Regions from separate parts of the Homo sapiens genome. Here region 1 is linked to region 2. A link is a contact called in ENCODE Hi-C data. All regions are on one chromosome and are shown on one strand. Each heading gives the region's core, a stretch centred on a gene start or an enhancer-like site at or near the end of the contact. The rest is flanking DNA. Distances are from core to core; before and after follow the strand shown. Region 1 has its middle 35 kb from the start of LINC02580. Region 2 has its middle 54 kb from the start of PKDCC.

Evidence for each region. A loop is a pair of places that touch in the nucleus more often than their neighbours do. Pooled maps may share reads with other maps.
Region 1: a loop to region 2 is called in a map of CD4-positive, alpha-beta T cell, with 10 times the contacts of the local background. The contact joins two enhancer-like sites. A Hi-C loop is called at or near these places in 5 of 168 maps with a recorded cell type or tissue (CD4-positive, alpha-beta T cell, CD8-positive, alpha-beta T cell and naive thymus-derived CD4-positive, alpha-beta T cell) and 8 of 50 pooled maps.

The regions. Positions count from the first base shown.
Region 1 is chr2:43,135,556-43,138,413 of GRCh38, forward strand. No RefSeq gene overlaps it. Among named protein-coding and RNA genes, the nearest start is that of LINC02580, 35 kb to the left of the region's middle. Within about 2 kb of position 1,521, at least 9 of the 41 ENCODE cell types and tissues checked have a DNase peak (open chromatin) inside an H3K27ac peak, as active enhancers do; they include CD4-positive, alpha-beta T cell and CD8-positive, alpha-beta T cell, where a contact is called at or near this core.
Region 2 is chr2:42,100,559-42,103,743 of GRCh38, forward strand. No RefSeq gene overlaps it. Among named protein-coding and RNA genes, the nearest start is that of PKDCC, 54 kb to the left of the region's middle. RefSeq lists enhancers at 447-526, 745-1,572, 1,497-2,016 and a silencer at 707-1,086. Within about 2 kb of position 1,878, at least 34 of the 41 ENCODE cell types and tissues checked have a DNase peak (open chromatin) inside an H3K27ac peak, as active enhancers do; they include CD4-positive, alpha-beta T cell and CD8-positive, alpha-beta T cell, where a contact is called at or near this core.

The sequences.
Region 1 (2,858 bases), core at 271-2,770, 1.0 Mb after region 2:
TTCTATAATCCTCATGTAGGCAGTGGGTTCCATGGAAAGAAAGAGGAAGCAGATAGGGCTGGGAGATGAGGAGTGCTGGTGGGTGCGAGGGTGTGCACTCACTCGGGTCACCGTACTAAGCTGGGTGCTCCAGGGAGGCCCCATGAAGAGGCCAACATTTCAACAGGAGCTTGGGGAAGGAATAGCCAAGCAGAGTCTGGGCTAGAACATTTCAGACAGAGGAAACAGCTAGAACAAAAGGCCTGAGGCAGGAGCCTGGCCAGGACTGGGGGAAGGGCAGGCTGTTGGGGTGGGGACTAAACTGGCCCTACACCTCCAGGATTTCCAGTGCGGTCCATGTGAGGATGGCTCGGCTCATGGCTGAAATGATTCTCTAGTCTGTCGGGCAACTCAGGCTAACAGCAAAGGCCTGATTTCCAGTGGATTAAAGAGAAAGGACCCTGTAGTACCTACAGAAGAGGCCACAGGGTTCACAGAGGAACCAGTGCCCTGGGAGGAAGAGAAGGAGAGGGGTTTACATCAGAAGGAGCCCTGCTTTGGGGCCCAGTGTGGGGGCCCCTAGAGGGTGCAGGGGAGGGAGCAAAGGATGGGACCAGCTACCCTGAGGCCCGCAGGTCTCTCTAGAGGGCCAAGTCTCTGCGTTCCCAGGACCCCCACGAGCCCACCCTGGGAGCTCACTGACAGAGTGCAGTGTAGACTTCCATTCTACAGCTTGGACTCAGCTGCTACCCACAGGGAGGAAGGGAGCCTGGAACACAGCCACTTCTGCGCACCTGCGTCTGCCTGCTGGAGGCCACCAGGCCTGCTTACTAGACCCTACTGAGGCTGCTGCCCCTCCTTCTCCAAAGCACCATTAAACAACTCACGTGGGGGGCTGGGGGAGGTGACCCCAGGAGGTCTAGCCTGATGGTTGAACAGGGGCAGGGATGTGCGCCTGCATGTCCACTTTGCCCTGCAGCATGTGGGCAGCTGGCATTCTAGGAGGTAGATCCACTCGAAAGCAATCAAAGCCACGGAGTGTGTGATTCTGACAGAGGGGGTGGTGGGATGTCAGCGGTGGAGGGCTTCTTATGGCCTAGAAAAGTGAGGGGACTTCTTGCAGAAGTGGGCTTGACCTGGGCTTTTCAGGATGGGAGCAAATTTGAAGGAGGAGAGAGGATACCTCCATGTGCTCACACATTTGCACACACATTTACTCTCGTGCACACACCCAGTCCCTTAAGCCCCCCATCTATAGGTGCTCACAGCCAGCAGTATGCACACACACCTCACACACAGCCAAAGTAATGCACACAAACTCAGAAACACACACACTGGGGCATTCACACTCTTATGAGGCATGCCGATGCTACAACGGTCGCCCACATACACTCTGGGCACCAGAAACATACAGGCCCCTTAGAAATGGGCTTGGGAGAAGATGAAGATGTGTCTGCAATGCGTAAGAAGAGCAGAAGCTGACAGGTGGCAGTAGGGGGTGGAGATGGGGTGACAACAGATATGGAGACCCAGAGAAAGGCAAGACTTACAGACACACCCACGTGCAGACCACACATCCGTTACTGTCAGCTTCAGACAGACCCCGCAACCTTCCTGCCTTCAGAAAGACACTGCTTAGTAACTACGTGACACGATGCATGTCATCCAGCCTCGCCAAGGTTTGATGCTGTCTTCTATAACATGAGGATTTGATAACACCTGCTTGTCATGCCAAATTGATATCCTGTGATTTGACAGGAAAGTCCTGTCTAACTCCAAAGCACTGTTCAGAATTCAGTTACCTCTCCCACCTCCAGTGGGACGCCCCTGGCCAGGCCACCCTCCCACCAGTCTCCCTGCCTCTTCTTGCTCCCACTATAGTCTTTGGCCTACCCTGCAGCCACTGCTCTCCTCCTCCACGCCAGCCTCTGTGATTTCATCTTATTCATAGTAAAAGACAAATTCCTTTGTGGGGGCGGGTAGTGGGGATGCTTCCTGATCTGCCCTCCCTAGTTCCCTTATCTCTCCCCTTCTTCCCTCCGCCAGCCACCCGGGACCCCTCACCACCCCTCACTCACCTGAGACGTGCTCCCCTCTCGGCGCCCTTGCACTAGCTGTTCTCTGCCTGGAACATCCCCAGGGCTCCTCCTTTAGGATTTACTCAGATGACTTCCTCTCAGTGAGGCCTTCCCAGGCCGCCCTAGCGAACACTGGGCCCTCACCACAGAACTCTCTAGCCCCCTACCGTTTTTTTTTCCTTCTCCTTGGCCTCTTTACTTCCCAACACAATACGTATTTTATTTGTTTGCCTCATTTATTGTCTGTCTCTCTTGTCAAAACGAACTCCATAGGGGCAAGGACTTTTGTCTGTTTTATTCTCAGCTGTGATCCCTGGCTCTCAGAGCAGAGCCTGACTCATAGGACTCAATAAAGATTAAGTGAATGAATGACTGAAATGAGACAGCAAATCAGTAAGCATTTATAAAGCACGATTAAGAAATAGAAGCGGGGCTGGGCGCAGTGGCTCACGCCTGTAATCCTTGCACTTTGGGAGGCCGAGGTGGGCGGATCACCTGAGGTCAGGAGTTTGAGACCAACCTGGCCAACATGGTGAAACCCTGTCTCTACTAAAAATACAAAATTAGTAGAGCGTGGTGTTGCACGTCTCTAGTCCCAGCTACTCGGGAGGCTAAGGCAGGAGAATCGTTTGAACCCGGGGGGCAGAGGTTGCAGTGAGACCAGATTGTGCCACTGCACTCCGGCCTGGGCGACAAAGTGAGGCTCCATTCCCCGCCCTCCCAAAACAAAAAATAGAAGGGGAGGGACCAACCCTGAATGAGGCATCACCATGTTCCAGGAAATTGCAAGCACAATATTCC
Region 2 (3,185 bases), core at 628-3,127:
ACCCAATCTAAGACCCTCAATTCACCTTCCCCTCTTCCACTTCCCCAGCCAAATCATGTTTTTGCTTGTGTCCGGGGGAAGCTGGGAGCTTTCTCAAGCTAACCCAACCCCCAGGTTTTCCATCTTCTCATGCCTCCACTCCCCAGTATAGTGTAAAGCGGCCTCCTCACTCAGGCCCAGGTCAAGACTGACCTCAGTGCCACCCTCCCGGCTCTGCCTCTAAACTTCACCCACCACAATGCAGCCAACAATCTCACAAGGGGCCGGCCTCTCTCTCAGGGCAAGCCTCATCCCCTAGAAGCCGACTCCGCCTGGCCCACCATGCCTGCAGCAGAAAGGCCTGAGGCTGGGCCTAGAACACTGAGGACGTCAGTGGCCAGGACTTTCCAAAGCTGAAACTGGGACCTGCGGAGGCCTCACTGTCCGGAGCAGCGTCCAGGTCCTCAGCATCCTCTTCGCTGGGCCCCACGCGTGTCGTGCGCCACCCCAGAAGGCAGGGCCTGATTCGGATCAGCAGGGGCTGCAGGGCCGCTCTGCAGGTGGGTGACTCAGGCCCCTCTTGAACCCTTAGGCCTGAGGCAGAGACTGGGCAGGAGGCTGGGCGTGGCCGGGGAGCCCCTTCACGTGCTCCCCTTCTCGAGGGTTCACGGGGCTCTGGAGGCCCAGATGCTGGCAAAGTGGCGGGAGCGCTCCAGGGACGAGGACTCAGGTCGGGGCGCCCCCGCCAGCGCCAGGATCCCCGCTCACCCTCCGCCGCGCCCCGCCCCCGCCCCGACACACTGGGGGAGCCCCGCCCTCCCCGAGGCCCGCGCGGCGCCGCAGGAGGAATCCCAGCCATTTCCTCCACGCTGCGCGGTATGTGGCCTGCCCGCCGCCAACCGCAGCGCGAGCCGGTCCCCAGCCGCGCCTGGCAGCTGCCCCGGCTCCGCCGTGCTGCTCGGGATTCCGGGAAGGCCGCCCCCTCGTCCCGGGCCACCAGACCGGCCTTTCCAGCGGCTCCAGGCCCGTGCAGTCCCGCCGGACGCCGGCTACACCACGCGCCGCTGCTGGAACCTCTCCCAGCCCCGCGTGGCCGCCCCCGGCCCAGGCACCCCCTCCCCGGAACGCCCCCGACGGCCCCTCGCGTCCGAGCTGGAAACTGAAGTTGACGCTTGCTCCGTCACCCTGGGGCAAATTGCTTTGCCTAAGCCTCAGTTTCTCCATCTGTGAAATGGGGACGTTGGCAGGAGTGCCTGTCTCGTTGTGCTGCCCGAGGGGTGAATGAGAAAAGGAAAGCGTTGGACTACTGTCAACGCGATTTTCATTTCCCTAGGTACCACGAGGGTCCTGGCTTTTCGCACAGGATCTTAGCACCCACCCTGCCCCTCGCCTCTCCTCCAGCCCAGTTGCCGGTGGAGCAAGCAGGCCGGGCTTTGCGAGTGGGCAGAGGAGAGGGCTGGGGCCTGCCCAAGACTGCGCCCTGCACAGATTAAACAATGCCTGAAGGTCCCACGACACAGCCTTCCTCGAGATTCACCGTTGCCCTCTCCTCAATCACTAGGTTCTTGAAAGACCCAAAGGACAGTTATTTACATTTTTTTTAAATGATGTCATCGCAGTCTGAGAGCAGCCAGACACGTAGTGATCAGGGAAAGTCGAAAGTGCAGATGGGTTCGCAAACGTGGACTCTCTAGTTTTGGGTCTGCAGATGGGGCCGGCCACCACGTGCTCTCTGAGTTCTCTTTCCAAGTACAGATCCCTCCGGAGACGGAACATTGTTCCGCCTTTAATTCTTCCCAGGAGCTGCGGAGGAAGGCGTGAGAACCGGAGCCCGGGGTGACTTGCGGGGGAGGGGATCGCTTCCCCGTCGCCCACACCTGCCTAACCCACGCCCACGGCGGCCGCAAAGGCGACACCGCGTGAATCTGGAAAGCCCCGAGTTTCAACAGGCCCAACCATCGGCGGCTTTGCAGGCGCAGCACCAAGTGCTGCTCTGCCTGTGTTCCCCCAGACAGCCCCTGGTTGTGATTTGTCGTTTCCAGTCCAGCTAGAGTCCCAAGGCCAAGAACTAGACCCTTGCAGCGAGATCCGCGCCCCCCCCCACCCCACCCCGCCTCATTCTCCACAGGCGCCACAGCCACAGGCCGCATAAATAAATCCAGGTGGAGGCAGACCCAGAAACCCAGGTGCTATAAATATCCCAGCCCAGCCGGGAGACTGACCTCCCAGGCAGCCCCTCGCCCCCACCCGCCCTAGACCAGCACTTCCGGCCACCACAGCGCTGAGGGCGGATCTCCCCGCGGTGGGAGGAGCGGGCTCCACCAGGATGCAGGCCTGGCTTCCCTTTCTTTCTTCTCCTGGGAGCCTCTGGCGGCCCAACCTGAGGGCTTGCCCTCTTCTCTGGAACCACCTCCCTAACTCTCAATCGCATACCTCTCCCTCCCTCCCCCTGGTATTTTTAGAGAGGCCTTCTCTCAGGGACCCCATACTGCGACCAGACTTCAAGAAATGCTGACTTCTCTTTCTAGATGAATAAGCATAGTTGGAAGGCAACAACCTCAATCAGAGTTTACAATCTAAAATTTGATTCTAAACTTTTTCTTTTTGAAACAGTCTTGCTCTGTCACCCAGGCTGGAGTGCAGTGGCGTGATCATGGCTCACTGCAGCTTTGACCTCCCAGGTTCAAGCGATCCTCCCATCTCAGCCTCCCTAGTAGTTGGGACTACAGGCGCTGTGCCACCATGCCCGCCTGGCTAATTTTGTGTTTGTTTGTTTGTTTGTTTTTGTTTTTGTTTTTTTTTTTGAGACGGGGTTTCACTATGTTGCCCAGGCTGGTCTCGAACTCCTGGGCTCAAGCGATCTGCCCACCTCAGCCTCCAAACATGCTGGGATTACAGGTTTGAGCCACTCTGTCCAGCCCTTGATTCTACATTTTTAATAGCATTTTTTATGTGATTAAAACACAGGCTGGAGGCAGAGTAGACCTAAAAGAGGGGAAAGAAGAAGCTGAAGGCATATGCAAAGAAGAGATAGAGCCACACTAGAAAAGAAAGCTGCTCTACCAGAAGGCTGGTACCTAGGAACTCAGTGGGACTTTCTGAGCCCAGTCTCCTGGGTCTGGGACTTGGTGTGGTGCAGTTCAATAAATCCCTATTGTGGGGGGGGGGCGGGGTAGAAAAGATGTGAGATACCTTTCCTCACCCTT